Regions from separate parts of the Homo sapiens genome. Here region 2 is linked to region 1. Evidence: read pairs that join two places in POLR2A ChIA-PET (ENCODE). Cell type or tissue: A673. All regions are shown on one strand. Each heading gives the region's core, and the rest is flanking DNA. Links, peaks and the distances in the headings are about the cores only.

Region 1 (2,815 bases), core at 9-2,508:
AAGTAACAGTAGCTTATGTAAGTTAGAAATTGCTAGCTTACATAGAGAAAGTGCTGTATTTCTCTCACATAAAAGAAGCCCAGAGAAAAACATTCAATAGCTGGTATGGCAGGACCCACACTCTCAGCACTACCATCTTCAGTATACGACTTGTATTCTCAAGTTAGCTTCATGGTCACATATTGGCTGCCATTATTCTAGCCATCATGCCCACCTTCCAAGAAGCAGGAAAGTAAAGAAAGTTAGGGCAAAAAGCCACATAACTTCCATTGACAAGGAAATCTAGAAAATGTGGTTTTATATCTGGGTACATTACTATACTTATCAATATAGATTTGGTGTTACTAAAGGAGAATAGAATGCCCACTGGAAAAGCAAGTCGCAGTTTCTGCTGCTGTAGGCTTCTAGGATGGGTTATTTAGTGACTCAGTCCAATCCTAAAGGACCCAGATTCTCTCCATCCCTGCACTTCAATCTTGGGTATTGACCTCACCCTCAGATTTGGTGGCAAATGGCTGTGCAGCAGTTGCAAATGTCCCATCCAGATGCAATAAAACCAGAGGAAGATGAAGGAAACTCCTCCCATAGCACTCCCTCAGAAGTGAGAACACTTTTCTCAGAATCTCATCAGCAGATTTCTAATGGTCAAAATTAGATCAGGGGAAAAGGCAGCCTTTCCTTTGGAGGTGAGGGTGAGCACATATTCCTTAAAGCACATAGCTTCATGGGGGAGAGTGGGATAACTGGTCAAATTTAGGGTCTGTGAGAAAGGAAGAGGGAGGTGGGAGCTGGATGTTGGATGCAAAGACCAACTCCACCATATTCTAGCTTTGGACCTTGCCACGGACTTAATACCTCCAAGCTGGAGGTATTGAGCTGCCTTCTCTGTTAATGACTAACTTGTAGGGTGTTGTAAGGCTAGAGTGAGATGTGTGTCACATATGTGTGTGTGTGTAATTTTACAGTTCTATAGATATGAGCTGTTCCATGCTCTTGCAACACAAGTAATGCTATAGGTCTTTATTTCTCTAATAAAATGGAAGCTGCTCAAACTCCCATACACGAGATTGGAAGGAAGTTCAGTTACTGCACTCTAGAGACTTCTCTTCTCTGGGGCTTATAGAGCCCAGAAAAGAGGTTTGTCAAACTGCCACTTTCCCACCAGGATGCTTCCGGAATCACTTGGCCTCCTGTTTCTTTTGCTGTTACTGCTTCTCACTACTTCCTAGCAACTAAAATTAAAAATACTTCTTGTAACAACGATTGAGAATGCCCTCTGTGTCATGCACTCCAAGTGCTACAAATAAACGAACTTGTTCAATGACACCAGAGCCCCTCTGGGTCTGTGGCCCTCCACATGTCTGCTGCTGCCGCTCCATGCTGCCATGGGGTGCCACTCCCCAGCTCCCTGTCTTGTCATGCCAAGACAGCCTTTGAAAGACTGAAAGGCTTTGAAAGTGTCTCCTTCACTGATTCACTCCCACAAAACCACATAAAATCCTGGAGGCCCCTTGTCTAGCACTTCAGGACTTTGGTTTTACATGCCCAGTTTTCTCAGGCACTCTCATGATTATTCTCCTCTACAGCCCCCAGCCTAGAGCCCACTCACTGTCTTGCTTCTGTTTGGGAAATCTTCTACCCCTCTTGGATAATTTCCTACTTCAACTTTATCCACTCCCCCATACACCTACAAACACCAGTCATGCCTGCTTTATTATCCTAAACTAGAGCCTGACAGCTACCTAATATCCCCTCCACACACACCCGCATTGTGTATCTGCCATATGGGTGAGATATGGTGATCCCACCACCACTGCCCCCATAAGTATGCTTTGCTCAGATAACCTAAGCCAATCAACATTCTCCAGTCAAAGGGATTCAGTCAAGTATCAGCATGAGACGCAATTTGAATGGGTGAGAACGGACCTGAGCTTTTTCAAGGAACTTCTAGGGGCAAAAAATATTTCTCTATCTCCTTCTAGATAATGTGTAAGTAAAGGCTGGAACTGCTGCATCCATTTTGCCACCATGAGGAAGCCAGGCTGCTGCTGTATGAAAAGCATAACAGGAAGCTTGAAAGAAACTAGCGCTGGATGACATTGGTGAGCCCTTAAATCAACCCAACCCAGAAGACCTTCTAGGTACTTGTACCTTAAATCTATCTCCTATATTGTTTAACCAATCTGGAAGTGAGATTCTTATAGTTTAAAAAAAAAAAAAAAAACAAGACTTAAGTGACCCAATGAGGCATCCAGAAATGGCCCAGACCTTAGAAAGGCCTTAATTCCCTAAGGCTGGGATAAGAACACCCCAGGTCAAGGGAATAATATGAGAAATACTGCCCTAACCGAGGACCTAATTAGACTTCTAAAGGAGTTCAGCCTGAACCTAAAAGAAAGGATGCTTAAGGCCAGGCGCGGTGGCTCACGCCTGTAATCCCAGCACTTTGGGAGGCCAAGACGGGCGGATCACGAGGTCAGGAGATCGAGACCGTCCTGGCTAACACGGCGAAACCCCGTCTCTACTTAAAAAATACAAAAAAAAATAGCCGGGCGTGGTCGCGGGCGCCTATAGTCCCAGCTACTGGGAAGGCTGAGGTAGGAGAATCGCGTGAACTCGGGAGGCGGAGCCTGCAGTGAGCCGAGATGGCGCCACTGCACTCCAGCCTCGGCGACAGAGTGAGACTCCGTCTTAAAAAAAAAAAAGAAAGGACGCTTAAATGAAGGAACTCATTCATTTGTCCATCCATCCACCACCGACCCACCCATTCACTGATAATTAGAATTCTAGCTCCTTTAGATCCCTCCATAGGTCG
Region 2 (2,815 bases), core at 199-2,698, 870 kb after region 1:
TCTGAGCCCTTCTTCCAACTCCTTGCCTTTGCTCCAGCCAATGTCTGCCACTTCCCTGCAGAGAGTTAACCCTGTTCCTGGGGATGTTTTGCTCCAGAGCCAGCTCATTTTCTTGGCCTGCCCTCTTTCTGTCTGTGGTAAGAGATTGCTTTGGGATCTGACAGTCCTGAGGACAGTGAGAGCACCTGTTGTTTGCTCTTTGAAGCAATCAAAGAGCCATCTCTTTGAAGAAGCTCTCCTGCCAGGAAGAGGGAGTGTCCCAGGCCAGTGAACTCAGGCAAGAGCCTCCTTGTCCTAACCCTCTCTGCATTCAGGAATCTAGCATGAGGGCCGAGTACTAGGCTGTTCCTCACAACAACCTTGCAAGGCAGGTGTCACCCTCATTTTGCAGATGAGCAAACTGAGCCTTGGGTCTTTTAAGCAATGGAGCTTGGACTTGACCCCAGGTTCACCACAAGTCCAGTGGTCATCCCTTTCTATTCTAGGAGGTACCCTAGCCTGATAGAAAATGAAGAATAGCTAAGCCAGGGGCAGAATCTGCTCAGCTTGCTACAAGGTAAGAGATGTTCCAGCGTTTCTAGAAAAGCTGAGGAACAAAGCTGCATCTCTTGCTTTTCTGCAGTCATTTCTAGAAAACCTCATGGCGTAGGGACTCTGGTATCCTGGACAGTAAATTTCTTATGTAGAAAAGATTTCGGGGCTTTTAAAAAAAAACTTATGTTAAAATTTGTCTTTAAAGTAATAATTTAATAAGTTTATATTTAATTTAATAAACATAATTTTGTCTTTAGAATCAATATTCCATTTCAGATGCAAAGCTTAAACTTTTTTATGCTTTTAAATTCAGCTTACAAATATTATTCTATTTTATAAGTCTAGCAGATCTTGGCAATAATTTTGGAGGAGTGTTTCAATAATGCTTGCTCTTATTTACAAGCATAGCTTAGCACTTCAAACATTTTAAAACAGATTTAGAAATTTAATGTATTTATTTTTTAAGTACTTTGGTTTTTCTGACCACAAGCAAAATCATCCCAAATTTTAAACTCTTATAGAAGTGAATAAATTTAACTTAAAAGATAAATCTAGGTGCTCTTAAATGTTTTTATACTCTACTTAAACTTAGATGTCACCATTAAAAAAATCACAAGTCTAAATTAATTCTCAATTATACATTTTAAAGTGGAGTTGTAATATTTCTACCCTTAAATCTAAACCTTCCTGAAGTGTTGGTGAGATATTGTCTCTCAGTTTCGAGCCTTTTCCTTTTTTTGTGATGCTGTGGCTGGGATTCTGCAAACCACATTGCTGCTTTGTCAGCTGGGTCCCTGGTAGGTTCTGCCAATGGAGGGCGCTAGAGGGAGCCTGGGGGACTGGTGGAGGGAGAGGAGTTGGGCTCATCCTGTCTTTGTCCACATCACCTAGCATAGACAGCTGGGTCCAGCAGCAGTGTTGAGTTACTGTTTGCAGTTTATCCACATTCCCAGAACCAGCCTCAACATCTCCCCTTAGAGATACAAGCACTGTCCAGCCTGGGACCCCTCCTCAGAATTCTGAAGCCCTCTGGGGCCCCTCCTCTAACTTTTTAAATTTCAATAACCCCTAACACTGCTTTTTGTTTCCCCAGTTCTAAGGGTGGTAGTTGCTTCCTGTAGTTACCACCTCTGTGATTCCTCTGGGTCCCCTCTTTGCCATTTTATTTGTCCAATTTTTGATTAATAATTCTTTATATTAAATTCTGTCTGTTAAAATACTTGATGTGGCCTTTGTCCTCTGACTAGCCCCTGACTGATGAACCAGGGTTGAAAAAATATCCACTAAAGAAGATAATAACCATTCCAGGTAACCAAGGCAAATCACTACCAGAAATTTCCTTTGGGTGTGAGACCCAGAGCTGCAGACATTGAGTGGCTTCTTTTCCCCCCACCTAAGAAAACTATATCCCTTCCAGTAATTTTGGTGGTTGCTTCTCAGCATTCTTGAGTTTATAGGTGGAGCATACTTGATCCTTGTGTGAGTCCCCAAGAGACACTGGGTCCTATTTGTGGTTGCTTAGTCAATGACTTCATAGCTTAAAAGAAGTGACCTCGGAGCCCTTGTTCCTGTATCGTACAATTGCCTAGTTCTTCAGTTACCTTCAGCAGTATGCATTTCTCACTAAGTCACTCATTAGATTGGCTTTTCATTTCCTTGGTGATTCTAGCCTAGGTCTAATGACTTTTGAGAGACATCCTAAGCCATGTAAATACCTTGAACCAAATAGACTTCTGAATTCTTTTATATTCTCAGGACTGCATAACTCTTAACTCTTAACAAGTGCTTAAATTTCAGTCTGATATCAGTCAAATATCTCAGATAGCTTTGTTTGTGGTCCAACTTATGAGGTCATTTCATTCTCTGTAGGCTGAAGTAAGGATTAAGTCATTTGCCTGCCAACAGAAACTTTTGCTGCCTAGTCTAGAGCCGTTTTGAGAAGGGTTCAATAAGTGGAAATCGCATTAGGCTTCTGGTTCTGGCCATATGGGAATGGCTTGTATCAGATTAATTGTCCTTATAAAATAATTAGGAAAGCAGGGCAAAATATATAAAGGAACTGTTCAAAGGAACTGGAGAACATCCAGTGCAGGCAGGACCTGAGAGACTGTGATCCCCAAGAGAAAGGAAACATGAGGAAAGCTCCACATTCTTCCTGGCTTTTCCCCTGAGAGGATTTCCCCGAGTCCCTGGAGTGGGTGAGGGTACAAGGGAGTAAACAGCAGAAAGCAGCAGTCTAACTAGGCTAAGAGGAGAGTTTAAAGCTTGCAGAGCTGCTGGA

Evidence for each region. ChIA-PET counts read pairs that join two places held together with the same protein. Peaks named below come from ENCODE experiments on the same cell type or tissue, not always from the same donor. Only the 100,000 strongest peaks of a DNase experiment are listed, where the experiment ranks them.
Region 2: POLR2A ChIA-PET joins it to region 1 with 5 read pairs; 1 of 35 experiments calls an interaction of 5 or more read pairs at or near these places.

The regions. Positions count from the first base shown.
Region 1 is chr11:35,601,443-35,604,257 of GRCh38, forward strand. No RefSeq gene overlaps it. Among named protein-coding and RNA genes, the nearest start is that of FJX1, 16 kb to the right of the region's middle. In A673, for the core only: no CTCF peak of the experiment used is centred there; a DNase peak (open chromatin) is centred at 1,149; H3K27ac peaks cover 1,102 bases.
Region 2 is chr11:36,467,912-36,470,726 of GRCh38, forward strand. No RefSeq gene overlaps it. Among named protein-coding and RNA genes, the nearest start is that of TRAF6, 41 kb to the right of the region's middle. In A673, for the core only: a CTCF peak has its summit at 1,338 (motif pointing right); DNase peaks (open chromatin) are centred at 1,350 and 2,080.